Regions from separate parts of the Homo sapiens genome. Here region 1 is linked to region 2. Evidence: read pairs that join two places in POLR2A ChIA-PET (ENCODE). Cell type or tissue: MCF 10A. All regions are shown on one strand. Links, peaks and the distances in the headings refer to the core of each region. The heading gives the core; the rest is flanking DNA. Region 1 has its middle 32 kb from the start of CWF19L2. Region 2 overlaps ALKBH8 (alkB homolog 8, tRNA methyltransferase).

What was found. Peaks named below come from ENCODE experiments on the same cell type or tissue, not always from the same donor. Only the 100,000 strongest peaks of a DNase experiment are listed, where the experiment ranks them.
Region 1: POLR2A ChIA-PET joins it to region 2 with 6 read pairs; 3 of 35 experiments call an interaction of 5 or more read pairs at or near these places.

What each region holds. Positions count from the first base shown.
Region 1 is chr11:107,484,851-107,495,181 of GRCh38, reverse strand. No RefSeq gene overlaps it. Among named protein-coding and RNA genes, the nearest start is that of CWF19L2, 32 kb to the right of the region's middle. In MCF 10A, for the core only: no CTCF peak of the experiment used is centred there; a DNase peak (open chromatin) is centred at 1,881.
Region 2 is chr11:107,539,615-107,549,945 of GRCh38, reverse strand. ALKBH8 (alkB homolog 8, tRNA methyltransferase) reads left to right here. Exons shown (of 12, transcript NM_138775.3): 7 at 123-193. Among named protein-coding and RNA genes, the nearest start is that of ALKBH8, 21 kb to the left of the region's middle. In MCF 10A, for the core only: no CTCF peak of the experiment used is centred there; a DNase peak (open chromatin) is centred at 4,565.

The sequences.
Region 1 (10,331 bases), core at 1,177-9,176, 55 kb after region 2:
ACAATAAGCAATACCCGTAATAATAGGTAAACAATATACTATGTTGTAAAGAGAGACTTTTTTCCTTAATCAGGAAAAGAAGTGGGATGGCAGATGGGTTTCAGTTTCTTAAAGAGTGCTCAGGATGGTTTTTGTAGGGAGACAATGGAGTGGAGACTTGAAGATGGAGGAGTTAACTATGTATTTATCTGAGAAATGAACATTCCAGCCAGAGGAAAAGCCCAGTGCAAAGGCCCACGGGGAAAGGCCTGCGATGGAGAACCGCAGGAGGCCAGTGTGGCTGGAGCAGAGTCAGCGACAGTGGTTGGCGACCAGGTCAGGGAGTCATTCAGGAGGTGAGGTAGACCAGGCAGGACCTGCCCAAAAGCTTTTGGTTTTCACTGTGAGATGGCGAGCTGTTTGGAGTTTTGAGTGCATAAGTCACATACTCCAAGTTCCATTTTAAAGGGATACCGTGGCTGCTGTGTGGAGATGAGACAGTGACAGAACAAAGCAGCAACAAAGGGGCCAGTTAGGAGGCATTTGCCATAATCCGTAAACCAGATGACAGATCATGATTGGCTTGCAACAGTGTGACAGTAGTGAGGCAGTGAGAAATAGTAGGCTTTGGATGTGAAATTGGAAAGTAGAACCATCAAAATTTCTGGTGAGTTGGATGTTGGGTGTTGGGGAATAGAAGATATAAGTGATGTCTCCACACTCATGAGTATGGAACTGTTTTACAGCTCTTAGTCTGTCCTTTGGGGCTGCCATCCTTTAGTTCAAATGCAATTTTGATTTGTCCTTTTCTTCTCTTTCAGGCATGGGTCTACCATGCCTGCCCTGAGCAAATCTCCCTGGTAATACATCTGCAAACAAACCTGGCAATTACTTTGAGTTCAGATATTGTATGCACTGCTGAACAGCTAGATGTGCAGCCAGTATGTGAAAATAAACAGAATGCAGTGTGATGATTGTGATCAGAAATTCCTTTAGAGACCATTAGACCGAGACAAACAAACACATCCAGCAGTTCCAAATCATTGCATGCAATAGAAAGGCAAGTAATGGATGGCACTTTACTTTCAGTAAATTACTGAAAAGAAAATGCTTCCCCTAGAAGAGCTAGGCATAGATGAGCATAACCTTCAAATACCCTTTGCAGAAGCAAGGGGGAATAAGTGAGGATGGAAAGAGAGTTAAGAGCTTTGTTGCTGCCTTACCTTCTGATGTGGCTCTACTTACAGGTCCCCAAACACCTAAAGCAAGTGGGAGAGAAAAAAAAGACTCGAGATGTTCTATTAGAGTGCAAAGTCTCTTTGTCTTCAATCTTGTAAAAATGATTGAAGTTTGTTATTGATTAACAAGAAGTAATGACTTAGCATCTAATACAATGTTTTAAAATGTCCGCTCTGGCTTTTGTAGATTCCAGCAAGGATAATAGGGCACTTATGGAACTAAAAGCCTTTAAAATCTGTTTTAAAGGATCAGCATGAAGAACTAAGAGAGCTTTGTCGAGTCAAGGAAGGTGTTCTTAACCTCTGGTCCATGAATGTGTTTCAGAGGGTTTGTCAGTGACTCACAGTTGTGTACAAATTTTGTGTGCAGGTGCACATGTCCATCTTCCTTGCAAGAGAGTCCATATTTCTGTCAGCCGTTCACACATAGTTAAAAATCACAAACTATGACTCCAGGGGTGACCTTCCTTTGTTGATGCTCATGAGATTCAAAGGCAGCCCCAAAGTCTAGGCACCAGAGGCACTGATGGCCTAGGATGTAAAGGCGCCCTTTGGATTTGTGCAGCATACACACCTTCAAACATGTGGCTGGTGTGTGTGTGTGTGTGTATGTGTGTGCAGAGGTGCTATCTCTGCATGATTATTATCTGAATCAGTCCATGACTCAGCCCTTTGGATCCTAACTGGAGAAAAAAGACTATAAGAGACAATGAAAAGAGCATGTGGTGTATCACTTAAAATTTTATTTATGATTAGCCTTGGGGCAGGGATAGGAAAGGTGAAACAGGTCTTAACCAGAATATGGAATATTTTCCTACAGAAAATTTCTCCCTGCTTTTTTTCCCCTTAGACAATAAAATTAAAAAAGACATACTAATAAGTATCCCTGTAAAATAGAGAGTAATGGACACCTACATTTTCAGGCCAATCAGAAAAAACAATAAGCCAGTAATTTTTAAAATCCCATTTCATAGATTGTCACTGATTAACTGGATTGTATAATAGATCAGAGATAATCCCATACTACCAGTTGTAAGACTATCTATGTAACTATTTAAGTTATTTGTTGTAACTTATTAAGTATGTAACAATTATATAACTTATGTAGATTATTAATTAACTTATTAATTATAACTATGTAAGTTATAGTACTATTGCACTATCACCATGGCTAGGGGAATGGAGTGCTGATTGGCTCAGGCCTGGGCTTTGTGTACTTCTCTTCACTTAACTATGGCCAGGGGAATGGGATACCTTGCCTGGCTTCAGCCTATCAGGACCCTCTTGTCTGTCTTTGGGTAGCATTAGTCTTACACAAATAATGGGATTAAGAGTGGTGAGAGGGCCAGCTGTGGTGGCTCACACCTGTAATCCCAGTACTTTGGGAGGCCAAGGCAGGCGGATCACCTGAGGTTGGGAGTTCGAGAACAGCCTGACCAACATGGAGAAACCCTGTCTCTACTAAAAATACAAAATTAGCTGGCCATGGTGGCGCATGCCTTTAATCCCAGCTACTCAGGAGGCTGAGGCAGGAGAATCGCTTGTACCTGGGGGGCAGAGGTTGGCGGTGAGCCACGATCACACCATTGTACTTCAGCCTGGGCAACAAGAGCGAAAACTCTGTCTAAAAAAAAAAAAAAAATGGTGAGAAAGTTTGCCAAAGGAAATTTGGGCTATACTAACTAGAACAGCAATGGATGCTGGGCTACAACAAGGATTTCACTGTTGTTCTAAATTTCTTCTAAAAAGTAGTTTAAATGAACCAACACCATACAGGCTTGCAGCACTGGCACCATGGTGCTTTCTGGCCGGGTAGAAATGATATGGAAGCATCTTCCGGTCAGGACCACTATACCCACGGCAGTAAGAGCAATGCCTACAATGATAGGCAGAACAACAGGGGCTACTTTGATTTCAAGTAGCAGCCAGAGAGACTTCAGTGCCACACAAAACAGTGATGACAGCAGGCATAGGGCTGAAGGCATGATATATCCAAGGAGATCTCAAATTTGTGAGGATGCTCCAGCATCCCTGAAGAGCTCTGTGGTCACTCTTCTGTGAAATTACACTTGGAAATTGCTGCCAACAAACTATTAGCATTTCCCTAAATGCAATGGGGATAATTAGATCCTTGGGTGGCAGGGGTTAATTGGTGGCACTTAAATCACTAAAGGCAAAGTGGGTGTGGTTACCATAGTAGATAGTGGTGTCAAAGCAAAAATCAGAATAGTCTGAATCCCAGAGACCCGTGATATTGGCTAGCTGATCATGGTGTCCCTAGAAGAGAATTAGATGATAATCTACTAATTTCTTACTTGATCTGTATAAGTAGAAGAGTTCTAGGTCAAGCCTAACTTGAACCATCAAAACATGGCGTTATAGTTTCATAGTTTCCCAACCAATTCCCAGACCTGAGCCAGTTTACAGACCCAGAACGCTTTGAATGAAGGGGAAGTCTGGTCCTCTTGAGGAAGGACCCTGCTACGCTGCCAAAAATTTATACTGTTAATCTTTCTTCCAGCCTTTCCCAAAGGGACCTATGACTTTCAACCAGAGTGACTGTGCATTGGAAAAAAAGGAAATAACCAGACTTTTGAGGAATACTGGACACTGGCTGTTAACCAAAACAAGTTCTAGGAGACCCAAAATGTCACTGTGGCCCTTCAGGTGGAGTAGGGGCTTATGGAGGTCAGGTGATCAATGAAGTTTTAGCTCAGGTCCTTCAAACAGTAGGTCCGGTGTGTTCCCAAAACTGTACCATGGTTATCTCCCCAGTTCCAAAATGAAAATTAGAATAGACATACTCAGCAATTGGCAGAATCCTTGCATTGGTTCTCTAACCTGTGGAGTGTCAGCTGTTATTGTGGGAAAGGCCAAGAGGAAGCCACTAGAATGCCTTTCTAATGAAAATAGTAAGCCAAAAGCGGTACCACATTCCCAGAGGGATTGTAGAGATTAGGGCCACCTTTGAAGAGGAAGGGGTGCATCTTCTTGAAGGATGCAGGGGTGGTGATTCCCACCACATTCCATTGCAACTCATTTTTTTGGTGGGTATAGTAGAGAGCAGATGGATATTGGAGAGTAACAGTGGGCTATTGTAAAATTAACCAGTTGGTGACTCCAATTGCAGCTGCTGTTTCGGATGTGGTTTAATTGCTTGAGCAAATTAACACATTCTCTGTTACCTGACATATAGCTAAATTGACTACAAAAATACATTTCTGGAAGGACGTGGTTGCATATGCCTGTAATCCCAGCTACTTGCGAGGCCAAGGCACAAGAATCACTTGAACCCGAGAGGCAGAAGTTGCAGTGAGCCGAGATCGCGCCACTGCACTCCAGCCTGGGTGACAGAGCGAGACTGTCCCCAAAAAAAAAAAAAAAAAAAAAAAAAATTCAATTCATTTTGCTTTTTCTTAGATCACTCTAACTAAATACTGTATTATTTGAAGAGTTAAAACTATGTAATTACTTAGTCGTTTTAGTAACAAGGAACAAGCCAGGTTTTGGAGTCCTGATCTGTACTTGAATACAAAGCAAAGCTCTATAACAACACTAGAATTGTGATTTAGGCAGCAGCAGTGGCAGCTCCTTGAAGACTCACAGAAGGCACGCCCTCATAACTGGGTAATCAAAGGTCTTCCCAGGCCTCGCCAGCCCTTATTTTGATTTCTCCCTTCCCTGAACTCCATACCACATACAGTCTATATCTCAAAATTTAGGAGTGTGAATTGCCCTGCTGTCTTGCCCTGCTGTCTCCTACTCCTAAATATTTCAAGTATTGATTTTTCCCTTGCCTCAAGGCTCACCTTTCTGATTTTCTCTACACTGATGCACAAATGAGCTTTATAAAATCTGGAGATGTTTCTCCTTAACTGAACTCTGTCAGTGACTTCTAATTCTTAGTAACGAAATCCAAAATCCAATAAAACGCAAAGTGTAAATAACACTTTATAACTATCATCTGCTATGTCTCCAATCTCAATTCTCTCTGCTCCCCACCTCACACCCAGGGTTCCCTTATCCCAAATTATTTGCCTCTGCCCATACATGCCTCACACTTTCCCTGTATCATTTACTGAATCTTGTTCTCCTTGCTCCTAGGATGTCCTTTTCTGTTATTTTCCAAACCTCGAGTCTTACCCACTATTTAAGACCCACTTTAAATGTTATTCCCTTCATAAAGCCTTTTCTCATTCCTTCCAGATGGAAACAATTTCTTTGTCTTCTGATTTCCAAAGAATTTTATTAGAATGCTCATATTTATTCCTTTGTACCTTATTTTCATTTGTGCATATGAATATCTTCTTTATTTTGTAATTTAGACTCCCTGAGAATAGGGGTACTGATGATACCTAGTAGGGGATCAATAATTACATGTCATAAGAATGTCATAATTAAATAGATTAGAGCTAAAACTTGAGGTCGTATTAATACATTTGATATCTATTATATTTCTTGTATCAAGTTTAATCACCTCCCAAGAAGATCATAGGTGTGTAAAATACATCAAAATCTGGTATGATAGAGGTACAATGACAGGACAACAACTATCTCATGCCATCTGGATTTTAAAAAAGGATACATTTTCACTCTTATTGCTTGCATCATTCATTGGTTTGTTCAATATTCAACAAGTAATTACTGAATGCCCACTGTGTGCCAGGCATTGTGCCTGTACTGGATAATACATTGATGAATGAAACAGACCTGGCCCTTGTCTTCCTGAAGCTTAAAGTATTGTGAGAGGGACAAACAATAAACAAGTTAATATTGCAAACAATTATATACTTGCAAAGTCTGATAAGTGCTCCAAATAAATAAATGAGATTTGCCGGAAGAGAATAAAAGTCAGAGAATTCCTGCAGAATAATAAGCCTACACCAAAAATAGATGCATTTTATTTTAAAAATTTTATTAATATATTTACATGGTTCAAACTTTTGAAAATGCAAAAAGATATTTAATGCCTACAACACTGAGTAGCTTTTTGCTGAAGATCTTTTCATTATCTTATAACTTTTGAACCATGTAAGTGAATTACCTCTTCGATACCCATCACCTATATGCCCAGTTTCCAACATGTTGCTGTCTCCAACTGTGATAGGAGATGGCTCCCAGTAATCTCTGCCTTCTGGTATTTCTGCCCTTGTGTAATTCTTTTCCTTTTAATGTGGGCTAGATCTACAGACTTGCTTCTGATAAACACAATACAGTAACAGTGATGGGATGTCATTTCCATGATTAGATTACAAAAGATTGACTCTGTCTTGCTAGCCAACTCTCTATTTCCTTCTTGGCTTGCATGTTTGATAGTGTCAGCTGTCACTTGGGAGAGGCTACATGGAAAGGAACTGAAGGCAACCTCTCACCAACAGTCAGTGAGGCACTGAGGCCCTTAGTCTAACAGCCCTTGAGGAAATGAATGCTGCCAATAACCACTGAATGAGCTTGGGAGCAGAGTCTTCCCCATTCGAGGCTTCAGATGAGACTGCAGACCTGGATTTGATACCTTGATGGCAGCCTTGTGAGGGACAGTGAAGCAGAGAAACCAGCTAATTTGTGCCCAGATTCTTGACCCACAGAGACTGAGATAATACATATATGTTGTTTTAAGCTGCTAAGTTTTGGAGTAACTTGTTATGCAGCAATAGACAACAAATACCCCAATCTTTAGCTATTACAAAAAAAGTATATACATTAAAAATTTGTATGTACATCAGTAGTATATCTGTAAGAAAAACTCTACTGCATGGGATTGCTGGGTCAAAGAAAATGTGCACTTGTAAATTGGTTTATTGTTTTCATATTGCCCATCAAATCATTAATAACAATTTATAATCCTGCTAGCAATATATGAAAATACTTTCCCATCTGAATTTGTTATTAAGATTTTGGATTTTTTTGCCAATTTAAAAGGTGGAAAATCATAGCTCAGAGTATATTAATTTGCATTTCTCTTATGAGTAAGGTTGAACATATTTTCATGTGTTAAGCTATTTATAAATCCTCTTCTGTGAATTGTTAATTTGCACCTTTGACTGTTTTTCTATGATTAAGCTTTTTCTCTGTTGATTTTTAGGGGTTAGTCTTTTGTGAGATGACTTGCAAATGTTTTTTTTTTCCAGTTTCTTCTTTTTCCTTTTTTCTTTGCTTATGATATAATTAGCCACATATGTGACTTTGGTGTCAATCTTTAGTGCTTCTAGATTTTTAATCAAATTTAGATCTTTCCCACTCTAAGAAAATAAGGAATTGCCTTGTGTCTTCTCCCATGCTCCCACCTCATGCTAGTAATTTTTTGGCTTTATTTTTTATATTTAAATATTTGAGCCATTTGGAATTTGCCTTAGTTTATAGTATAATGTAAGAATCAAATTTATTCATTTCTCCTAGATGGCTACTCAGTTGACCCAATACCATTTGTTAAAAAGCCCATATTTGTCTCACTGATTGAAAATGCTGTACTTACCATATATTAATCTTCTATATATATTTGGAATATTTCTGTGCTTTCTAATTTCTTTCATTATTTCTCTGTCTACTCAAGTACCAGTTCCATACTGTTTTAATTGTTAAAGATTTATAGTATCTGCCAAGCCTAGTCACATCCCTGTCTTCCCTCCAATTACTCTTACTCAGTTTCCTGTCTGTCTGTTTTGGGTTAAGATGTGAACTTTTTAATCATCTTATGTAATTTAAAAACCCTCTTGGTATTTTAATTGGGATTATAGTAAATTATATACTAATTTAGGAAAAACTGAAATTTTTATGATGTTGAGTCCTCTAATCCAAGGACATAGGATGTATTTTAACTAGTCATTTTTTTTGTGTATTTATATGTGTTCATCTTTTCGTGAACCCTAACCCTAAACCTATCTTTAATTTCTACGTACCAATTGTGTATCTTCCAATTGTGATTTCCAATGAATTCTTTTGATATTTGCACACACCCAGTCATATCATATGCAAATAGGATAGCTTTAACTCCTCATTTACAGTTTCTATGACTACTTTCTCTTGCCTATTTGTGTTAGCCAGTACTCCCAAGACAATGTAAATAATAGTGGACGCAGTGATTATTTTTGTCTTATTTCTACTCGAGTGGAAATAATTGTAGTGATTTTCAGAAAGCATGCTGCTTGTTTTGGGGCTGAAATGACTAAACTTTTATTATAACATCTAGTCTATTTCTATTTTATTGCATTTTTTTAAAGGAAGTATCTTATTAATTTTTTTAAATGCTATTTGAGCACCCGAGGACATAAGTGTAATTATTTTCCTTGTATCTGTAATCTGATAAATTATATTAATATATATTTTAATATTAAGTCATTTAAAAATTTTTCAGGTAAGCTCCACCTGTAGTGATGTGTTTTTTCTTTTAATAGGCTAATATTTTAATCAGGATTTTTGCATAGATATTCATAAATGGGAAGTGTTTGTAGTTTTCTTTTATCTGCAGTCCATGTGAGGTTTTGGTGTCAATGTTATACTCTCTTTATAAATAATGTGGAAGTTTTCTCTCCACCCATCTACTTCCCTCCACTCCACTCCTTGAGCTCTAAGATAACTGGCCTTAGAATGGTCTGATCCTTAAATGGAATTGTTGGAATTCTTTCAAGAAGCAATTTGAGGACAGGCGCAATGGCTCACACCTGTAATCCCAGCGCTTTGGGAGGCCGAGGTGGGCAATCACTGGAGACCACGAGTTGGAGACCAGCCAACATGGCAAAACCCTGTCTCTACTAAAAATACAAAAATTAGCCAGGCGTGGTGGTGTCTGCCTGTTATCCCAGCTACTCGGGAGGCTGAGGCAGGGAATTACTTGAATTCAGGAGACGGAGGTTGCAGTGAGCTGAGATGGTGCCATTGCACTCCAGCCTGGTCAACAGAGTGAGACTGCATCTCAAAAAAAAAAAAAAAAAGTAAGTAAGAAAAAGAAAAAGAAGAAGCAATTTGCATCTGTTTTTATTAAAACCATTTTTTTTTTCCGTTGGGTAGGGATTAGCTCTTTGATCAATTCTCTGTTTCTTCTGTGGAAATATACTTTCTGCCTCTTCTGGGGCCAGACACTATATCTTGAATATTATTCCTTTTACCCAGATTTATATAATTATTTGCACAGAGTTGAGCAAAGTGGCCTATGGATAGTTTTGGTTTCTTTTCCTGTTGTTATTTATTTTTATTTATTTTTTTTTTTTTGAGATGGAGTCTCGCTCTTTCACCCAGGCTGGAGTGCAGTGGCGCGATCTCGGCTCACTACAGGCTCCGCCCCCTGGGGTTCACGCTATTCTCCTGCCTCAGCCTCCCGCGTAGCTGGGACTACAGGTGCCCGCCACCTCGCCTGGCTAATTTTTTTTTGTATTTTTAGTAGAGACGGGGGTTCACCGTGTTAGCCAGGATGGTCTCCATCTCCTGACCTCATGATCCGCCCGCCTCGGCCTCCCAAAGTGCTGGGATTATAGGCGTGAGCCACCGCGCCCGGCCTGTTGTTACTTTTTCTTATCATTTCTTTGATTCAGTTAGTAGTTTTTCTAACTTTCCCCCAATAAATTAGCTATTAATTTCTTAATACTGTTTTTTCTATTTTCTAACTCATTGATATCCTTCCTACTGCTTTCCTTTTTAAGCTTAATTTATTTACTTTTATTTTTCCTTTATATAGATAAAAGTATTCAGCTTTCCTCTAAGTTCTTCTTTAGGTTCTGATAATGTTCTGTTTTCATCATGACTGATTTTTAAAAATTTGGCAACTTCCATTTAGTTTTAGAGATGGGTCTCACTCAGTCACCCAGGCTGGAGTGCAGTAGTGTGATCATAGCTCGCTGCAGCCTTGATCTCCTGGACTTAAGCAATCCTCCTGCCTCAGCCTCCAGAATAGCTAGTATTACAGGTGTGCACCACCATGCTTGGCTAATTCTTAAAATTTCATGTAGAGTCAGGGTCTTGCTATGTTGCCCACGCTGAACTTGAACTCCCAGGTTCAAGGGATCCTCCGGCTTTGGCTTCCCAAAGTGCTGGAATTACAGATGTGAGCCACTGTGCCTGGCCTCTGTTTTGTTTTTGATCAAAGAATTACTTCCGTGTGAGAGCTTGAAAATTTTCAGTTAT
Region 2 (10,331 bases), core at 967-8,966:
ATAGTACCTTCCTGATTACCAAGCAATGTTTTCACCTTAATAGCATAAGGCTACATTTATAGCCATCTTAAATCTACTAAAGGAAAAAATGAAGTGACGTGTTGTCCTGTTTTCCATCTCAGGAATTCCCGCTCATATTGATACACATTCCGCTTTTGAGGATGAGATCGTTTCTCTCAGTTTGGGGTCAGAGGTAAATGGTCATTTTTATTAGCTATCATCATATATCTTACCTTGTACAATGCCCTTTTCAAAGATTATCCACATTCTTAATGAAAATGAATTAAGATTTAAAAATGAAAAATAAGGGCACCATTAGCACTTTGGTTTCTTTTAAATGTCCTCTTCTTTTAAATATCCAAAATTTTATCTGTCACCTCATCAGATGCCAGGAAAACAACTTGAAATTTAATTTTTTACACGAAACTTTTAGCAGTTAAATAAGATCTAGACTTTCCTTGGTACAATGTGGCCCATTTCTGACCTACTGGTGCAGCATTGCCATCTAGTGGCAAAAGATAGTAGCTTCATGCCATAGAAAAAGGAAACAAATTAAAATGTGTGTTCTGAATTTTGATGAACTTTTTCCGTATGTTACCTGATTCAATCCCTTCAAAAACTCTGAGAAGTAGAGGGTAATATCTTCATTTTTACAGATGAAGAATAAGAGGTTCATGTTTATTCATTGATTTGTTTCTGTAGCTGCACTTTGCTTGAGCCACTAAAAGAAAATATTACATGTGAAGTGATCCACGCAACCTACAAGCAGATTTTTGGATAGAAATCAGAATTTTAGGCTGGGTGCGGTGGCTTATGCCTGTAATCCCAGCACTTTGGGAGGCTGAGGCGGGCAGATCACGAGGTCAGGAGATTAAGACCATCCTGGCTAACACGGTGAAACCCCGTCTCTACTAAAAATACAAAAAAATTAGCCGGGCATGGTGGCATGTGCCTGTAGTCCCAGCTACTCGGGAGGCTGAGGCAGGAGAATCACTTGAACCTGGGAGGCAGAGGTTGCAGTGAGCCGAGATTGCGCCACTGCACTCCAGCCCGGGTGACAGAGTGAGACTCTGACTCAAAAAAAAAAAAAGAAAGAAAATCAGAATTTTAAATCTGGAAGAGTCCTTAAAACATCAGGTCATCTAATCTAATTAGAGTCTGTATCAAATTCTGATCTTGTTCCTGGAGGCAAAAACTATTCATTTTTGTTTTCCCGTATTTGTATAGTTTCCATCATTAGATCTTCAGTGTTTTGGCCTCTTAACCCTTCCCGAGCTTGTGTAGTCATGTTGATACTGTCACTTGACAATTAGTGGTGTTTGATATGACACAACCATCTTATTAACTATGTATGTAGATTCTTAATACAGGTGCTTTAAAAAATAATGAGATCGGGGAGGAAAAAACACTCTTCTCTCTCTGGTTTCTTTTTTATTTTTACCCCCCATCCTTGCTTCTAGCTTTAGGGACCAGTAAAGGACATCTTCTCATTTTCCTCCCAACTGTGTAACCAACTGAGAAATGAGACAAAAGATAATTCGAGATCAGAGTGTTAACTTTACTACTGAGAAAACTGATGGCAGAACATGACTTTAGATCTGTAGCCAAGTGAACTTGTTAATACTTCACCTCTGAATTAAAGAGACATACTGACCTTGTCACTGGCGTAGCTGGACAACTGGAGACCTTCCCCATGGAGGCAGAGGCTGTTCGTATAACAGGACACGAAGGAGCTCCTCTAACAGGACATGTGTTAGCTCCTACAAACCAGCTGGCTCTGAAAATGAGAGGAAAGGGCTGAGCCAAGTGAGCCTGGCTTCAGAGTAACCAATAAGCAAAGGCATTCCTTGTTTTCAGGAGAGTTGTAAGTGAAGGGGTGGAAAAAAACTAGGAGTGTGCTTTCTACTTTTTATTCCTAGGGAAGTTCCCTTCCTTCCCAGGGAGATATGAGAAATGAGGACTCAATATCCCCCCCAGCGCCCTAGAAGATCATTGCACAGGTTTTAATTAGAAATTATGAAGAAGGGAAAATTTGCCCTTTAGTTGAACTGAAAATCTGCTGCATTCATTATCTCTATTTGGTGTCTCTGGAAGCATATAATTTTCAGCTGCCAATTTGAATGACGTTTGGTTAAAGCCATCTTTGTAATGGCTGGAAAGTGTGCATAAGTTATGACAGGAACAGTAGATTTTCTTTTAAAATACCTTTGAGAGTAAGTGAATCATTGTAATTTTGAAAAATGAAGTTTATTTTTATGATTACTTGAACATATTCTTAAAACCCTTATAATTTTAAGTTTATAATGTTTGTTTCAGCTTATAATACTATTTAAAACAGTCCACTAAATTTGGGCCTTTATTTCATCTATAAAATGAGATTAATAATATTTCTTTCCTGGCTGAAGGATTGTGATAGAAATAAAATGAGGTAATGTATGTGAAAGTATTTTTCAAATTCAGAGTAATCCATGCGTGTAAAGGCTCCTTCAGGTGTATCTGTTCTAGGGCTCCTTACTTAAAGCCTTCACTTCTGTAACAGGAGGAAGCTCATGTTCCCACAGCCTAGAAGTAGGATTTCAAGTGGTCATGAGAGAGATGACTTTCCACTCTTGCAACTTGTGCTGTTCTGTTTTATTGATTGATTGATGCTGTGTAATTACTTGAATTTCTCCTAGCACCTTACTCCACACCTAGAATCTGAGTACTATACCTTTGGCCCTATTTCTTTACTTTCTTATCTTTGACATCCTCAGTCGTTTTAAGAACTTTCCTGTAATGCCTATGGCAGCTTCCATTTCATTGTAATAATTTTGTCAGTGGCATTATTGTTTTGGTTTTTTGTAATGCTTTTTCGTTTTGTTTGGCTTAAATATAATGTCAAAGACTCAGCTAAAGTCATTGACGTTATATTTAATACTTTACTTTTCTCTCTTTCCCAGGAAATTTCTAAGATCTCTTTCAATTCTTAAATGTTCCAACTCATGGTGTTCCCATGAGGTATTCTTAACTTTAATATAATTCTTCAATGCTTTATTACTTAAAATGCTTTATTTGTATGACTACTGGAGCATATTCTTTTTAAAGCTCTTATAGTATGTCTAAAAATAGTGTACATTTTATATTAAGCAAAAATAGTCTTGTTTTTTTCAAATACATTAGTTTTCCCTCTACAACTAAGTTGTGATTTTCTTTAAGGCTTTTGTACCTTCGAAATATGTATGATATGTGTATAAGTGAGGATGATTTAGCTGCAATTAACAGCAGAAAACCCAAATAAAAATGATTACAAGGCAAAACAAGTTAATATCTCATATAACAAGATATCTCAAGGAAGGCTGGTTCCAAAAGTTTTAACTTGTTGGCTCAGGTCGGTAATTTCATCAAGGAACCAACCAATTTCTTTCCATCTCAAATACTCAGTGCTCCCCTAACTGAGGATGAGCTTAGGGAAATATCCAAGGAGTAGGCTGCATCGGGTTATATGACAATAACATATACCTGTGAAGTCTACTAGGCTTTTGTTTTTAGGTAATCCTTCACTGATGAATTTGTCCTGCCGTAAATTGCAGCCTGCCTTTGCTGGCCAGGCATGTTTTGAGAGATGCCCTTGCTATAACCTTTTATGATAATAAACTAGTAATGTTGTTGGGCAGATAACTCAGTTCATCAAGTACCGTAAGAGTTGGTCAGCTGATAATGAAAATAACTATTTAATGTGCATCTCCCTAAAACCAATACCTAACTTCTATTATAAATAAGGAAGAAAACTTTTGATTAGGACTTATCTGGGAAAACGAAACTAAAATTTATGAAGATGATTTTTAAAGAAAAATTTTATTTAACAATTTTTAGGTTATATTACAACTATGTACTAATTTTTTAGAACAAAGAATGAGTCACGTGAACTTTGTTTTTGGTCTTGTTTTTCTGATAAAATATGGTAGCATGATAAAAATTCCTTTATTTGACTTTTATAGCTTGATTATAAAGAGTGCGTTGTTGTGTTATTTGCTTTATTTTTCTCTTCGTTGTGAAAGTCCTGACTCTGCCAGATTTTCAGATGTTTAATGGATTTGCATGTGATTTAAATGGTCCTCTGACATCCCTTTTATCAATTTCGGGAAGTCCATCTTTTGTGAGAATTGCAATTTCAATTAGTTTTGGGTTTGCATTGCACTGGCTAGTATTTATATAATCAACATTCACTGAAAGACTGACCAAAGGGATTACCATAATGGGCAGAGATAGCTGCTGATATTGAAGAGAGAGAGAGCTATTTGGGCAAGTACTAATTTTATGGAAGTCCGTTCATCAGTAAATATTTCTTATTATGATGACTTTTGCAACTCAGTGGGTGGGGATAATTGGATAGTTGGGTAGTAAAGACCCCATCTGCTGAATGTTTGCTATAGAAGGCCACGTCTTTCAGTATATTTCCTGCTCTCTTTCCAGGCTCATGCTTTCAGCAAATACCTGTTGAGTCCTGCCTGACTCCTATGTTGAGTCATAGGGTACTGAGTAAAAATTATTTATGCAGTATCTTGAAATACCTAGCTGAATGGGTTTTTTTAGTCATTGTTTTTTGTTTTGTATTCCCAGTCTGGTCAATCAGAATGACTCACAGGGTACTTCTGTTCTAAGAGTTTATTGTTTTAATGGACAAATGTTTCATTATTTTCAGATCTTTAGCACAAACTGGAAAAAACACCCAGACATTTTCTTTATACCACTTAAAACAACAATACAGTCTGGACCGCAGACATACTGGCTTCATCTCCAACCTCAAATTCAGCCCTCAATATTTGCCTATATAAGCAATGTTTACAGCCTCAGAAGCCAAACAATCTCTTCTTTTAGTTTTTATCTTGATTCCAGGCCCCATACTTTATTCTTATCTGAGAGTCCTTGGAATATTTTCATTTCCTGAAGTTCTGAAAAATGGATTGTCTCTGCTGTGTAGCTCCTCTCTCCTTTCTCTCATTCTTTATAGCTTATTTATGATTTTTTTACTCTGTCTCTGTAGTGCCTTTAGCATTAAAAAGATAGTGATCTACCATCCTGGTGGGTGTGTATTTCTCCTTCTTTGTGTGTGTGTGTGTGTGTGTGTGTGTGTGTGTGTGTGTGTGTGTGGTTTGTATCTAAAGCCATGGTGACTTCTGTATGGCTCTATATGTATATTGATGTAGATGTGGGAAAAGAGTGTAATTCTCATGTGGGTTCTTTAGTTGCATCATAGTATAATTAAAGTGGCATTGGGCCAATCTTCATTTTTCCTTTTATCCTGTGGGTCTCTAACATTCAAAACTTCTGGAGTAGACAAGTAGATCTGCTGGTTTGTGGGCCAGAAATAAATAAATGGTCTACCTTGTTTGATCATGTCATTTTTTATACATTGAATTCTATTTTTCACTTTTAAGCACTTTCCTTAGTAACTTAAGTTCTGAAGATTCTTCTATTTTTATGTAATTTTCTCATCTTTCAGGATCTCTTGGAAGCCAGCATTCTCTTTTGCATAAATTGGTCAAATAAGACTCAATGCTGACAGTTCTTAACAGGCACTCTTTATCTTTTTTCTGTGGAGTGGGAGCTTCTTTAGTCAAGCCCCTTCAATAAGGATAATGTCAAAGAAGTATACCTGTTTCAGCCAGCAGTCTGCTAACAAAGTCTGTTTCATGGCATGACATCATAAAATAGAACATGCTGCTGTATTTGGAGCCTTTGGAGTACTGATTCTTCCATCTTTTCAGTTAGAACTATGTGCATTTACTTTGTAGCAAGAAAGCAGCATTATATCACTCCATCTGGATTGTAGAACTAGAATAAAATTCAGAAAAATCAATAGAGTTCAGAAAACTACAGTAGAAGCCCGCTTAAGTGGTATAGATGAAACTACCAGTTGGCTGCACTTAAATTAGGGAATAGTCATAATAAAAGATATGTACATACTGCAGACATTTTAACACATATAAATTCACTCATCAATATTTTGTTGCGGGGCCAAAGTCTTTGCATCTGTGAGGGGCCACAGTCTGCTTTGTCTCTCCAATTTCATTTCTTTAAAGTGAAGCAAACGTTTAAAGACATGAAACCATCTGAATGTGGGGTTTTACATTTTGATGTTTTTGTTTCCAATATTTTATAATCAAATTTTCACATTTATTGGAACATTAAATTTATTTTTTGCCTTTATTGAGTCATTCTACAATATTCAACTTGGCTTCTATAGAAAAATGCTATCTTTTCTCGCTTAATTTTCATTCATTTATGTAATATTAAATTAAATAAAATAATTACAATGATAAGGGTAACTGGCACAGTGATTTGGGAACATACACAATTTGACTTGTTAAGCATATAGCTCTACTGGTGAGAATAGAAGTGCATGGACATATTGGAGAGTTGTCTATCATCAACAAATATTCAGGGCATGGGTACACATTATAGAAGGAATGGAGCATGTTGGTTGGTTAAATGGATGTTGGTTAAAAGAACTTTTACTTATGTGACCAGCATTGTCCTGTGCATTCTAGGGGATACAGAAATACCTTCAACCTTGATTTTTTTCCCCTCAGATATTAGACCTGAATATCTAACATTCTTCTTTTTTTTTTGAGACGAAGTCTCTCTCTGTTGTCCAGGCTGGAGTGCAGTGGTGTGATCTTGGCTCACTGCAACCTCCGCCTCCGGGTTCAAGCAATTCTGTGCCTCAGCCTTCCAAGCAGCTGGGATTACAGGTGCCCACCACCACGCGTGGCTGATTTTTGTATTTTTAGTAGAGACAGGGTTTCACCATCTTGGCCAGGCTGGTCTTGAACTCCTGACCTTGTGATCCACCCGCCTTGGCCTATATCCAACATTCTAAAAGGGATTTTAACTTGTCTAAATCAAAGCTCATTGTCTTTGTTTTCAGCGATTCACCGTCCACTGTCATTCTCCCATACGGAACAAAATCTTTGCTCTTTCTGGGTTTCCTGCTCTGGTTAATGACCCCACTGTCATTAGAACATTCAGAACATGGCAAATATTCCTGTTTTTTGAGACAGGATCTTGCTCTGTTGCCCAGGCTGGAGTGCAGTGGCACACTCATGGCTCACTGCGGCCTCGACCTCCCAGTCTCAAGCAACCCTCCCACCTTAGCCATCCTAGTAGCAGGTACTGCAGGCACGAGCTACCATGCCCAGCTAATTTTTGTATTTTTTGTAGAAACGGGGTTTTGCCCTGTTGCCCAAGCTGGTCTTGAATTCCTGGGCTCAAGCAGTCTGCCCTACCTTGGCATCCCAAGGTGCTGGGATTACAGGCATGAACCATTGCACCTGGTTGGTGTCAAATATTCTTGAAATGTATTTCAATGATTATAAATTTTGCTTTTAAGTACCGCTTTATTGCATCCCATGTTTTCTGTTAAAAACTGCTTTGTGGAGATATAACTGACGTCCCAAGCACTGCACATACTTAATAAAAAGCTCATGAAACCTTCACCACACTCAAGATAATGAACATATCCATCATTCCCACAAGCTTCCTCATGCACTAATTTTTCCTCATGCACTAAAGATTTCATCTACTTTTTTGTGGCTTATGTTATTGCTCTTGTTACATTTGAGGGTGACTTTTGTTTATTTCTCTAGGTTCTTTTAAGATTTTTTGCTTTTATCTTTTGTTTTATTTTTATGATCCTGCTTATTCTGCTTATTTTGATTGGCTTGTTTATTCTGCTTGGGAATTACCAGGTTTCTTGAATCTGTAGATTGAGTTTTTCCATCAATTTTGGAAAATGCTTAGTAATTGCCTCTGTAGATTTTGCCCCTGCCCCCATTCTTTCTTCATTTACCTTTTTTCTACATTTTTTATTTTACTTATCCTGTCTTCTGTGTTTTCTATCTTTTGTCTCTCCATGCTTTACTCTAAATAGTTTCTTCTGTCACTAATTCTTTATTTTGCTGTGTTAATATGCTGTTAAGCTCATTCATTGATATCCTAATTTCAGTTACGGCATTTTTCTGTTTTAGAATGTCTGGTTTTTCTTTATATCTACAGGGTCTCTTTTTTATCGTTTCTGTTCCCTGCTGAAATGTTCAAGCTTAGCATTTATATCTTTAAACATGGTAAGCATCTTTGTTTTATAGCCTGTTTCTGATATTTGAATATTTGAGGTCCCTGTGATTTTTTTCTGTTTCCCCTGCTAGGCTATCTTTTTCCAGAGCAGGTACTGTGTCTTATTCTGATTCAGAATGTCTGATATGGAGGCTGGCTTTCTACATTTATAGAAAGCTCACAGGTGATTTTGTTATTTAGCTAGATTTTATACCATTGAGTTAGAAAATGCTGAAATGCTAAAGCTGTGTAGTATCAACTCCAAGGACAGTGGGATTTTAGCTTTGTTCTTTAAGACAAAGAATAAATAGAAATTAATATAGGCCCCCAATGGTAGTTCTAATCATCATTCAATTAAATATTCCAGTGCAATACTAGAAACTGAAGAAGTTAAAGACTATGTGTATTGGTTTCAGATCCTGGGATGTTTGTACCAGGGCTGAATTAAATACTGGACTAGTTGGGGGACTTGGGTTTTAGCTTATCCCTATTAGTAACTTTTAATTGACTATGGAGACAATTTCGGTGCTTTCTGTCTTAAATTGAAGTTGACATGTAATACTTGCATTTTAATTGTCATCAGGAGTTGATACACAGTTAGTAATATGAATAGTAGCTACTATGGCTTTTACTCCTTTGACCATCAGCACTACCATTGCCATGATCATTATCGCCAACAGCTAACTATTCTGTGCTAGAGACTGTGGTAGATGCTATATTAAGTGAACTTTTCCTCATGGGGAGCAATCTAGGGCCTCAGGAATAGATATACCCATGACTGTTGTTCTTATTACTCTAGCTGTCTCATTTTGGTTCTTTGTGAATCTGATGGTTTACTTTGCTTAAGGAGGAAAGCCCAGAAAATAAACAAATAGAATTTAGGAAGTCTTCTGTACAAATATAAAATATACACCACCCTATTTGTAAAAATACATTATTTATGATGAATTCATTCATTCATTCAAAAATATTTGTTGAATATAATTTACTAGACAGACTGTAACAAGTAAACAAAGATACAATTTAAAATATTTTTTAAGCTAAAATATTTTATTTCTTCTATAACCTTTTCATATGTAAAGTAAAACTTAATTTTATCGAAGTGGTTTGTGAGCCCATTTTTGAATGTTGGTGGATTTCACTTCATAGTTCCTGCAAACAAATGAAGCAAATAAATGAAGCCATGGTATATAAGTGAGAGCTCAAAGCAAGTGGTCTCAGTGTAAACACATCAACATAATATATTATCTGTTAGGCATTTAAGCTAAGCATTTATAATATTGGATGTGCAATGGTGGCTAAAGTGTCTCCAATTTAGCATTTTCTTTTTTAGCTGATTTTCCAGTTATGCAACATATATTTTGTTCTGTATTGTAACATTTGACAGTGTGTCTAGACCGTTAGCCAGAAAGATGCCTTTTATTTTTATTTTACATTACACTTGAGCTTAGCTAGACAAAACAGTTCAAAGCCATCTGTATTTGGGGGTGAAGAGTAAGAGAGGGCAGAATCTATTTGTTCAGCAGCTGAGGCCTAGTTTTGGAAGTCAGGGTTGTATTTGAAAGGTGGAATTTGCCAACTTTTGCTATACAATAGATTTTTTTGTGGTGTTTTCTTTTTAACTTTTTGCTGGATCTAATTTTGCCTATTTCACATATGCAGTACTGCAGGCACATTCCCAGATGTATATACCCTAAATGTGTGCATGGTACCTGATAACTAGGAAAGCTTCTACACCAGAGAGGCAAACGATGTTCTGCCTCTCATTTTCTCTCAGTAGCAATGAGAAATAAGTGCCTTTGGACCACAGTGGTATTTAGCTGCTGCCCGTAACACTTCATCGCCCACTCTTTGATGCCATAGGGCACCATCCTGTGCTCATGTGTGCAGTTTTTCTCCTCTCATGACCAGATTATTGAGGCTTGTACTTTATGAAATTGCCGCTGGCTTCAGAACAAGGGAATAGAACTTGTTTTCTTTTAGTCACTTTCAAATGGGAGGTCCTGTATGTTGATTACAGGATGTGTTGGTGACATTGCCACTTTTCCTTCGAGCTTCATAAGACTTTGTAATTTGGGGATTCTAACTTTCAAGACATTTAGCCAATGGATTTAAGTTTCCTGTGTGTGGGGGTTGTTTTCTGTTTTTGCTTTTTGTTGTTGTTTTGTTTTTTAAACATCCCTTACCAGTAGGAATCAGGGAAGGGAAACAGGTTTGTGGTGGGCCTAGATTTGTTT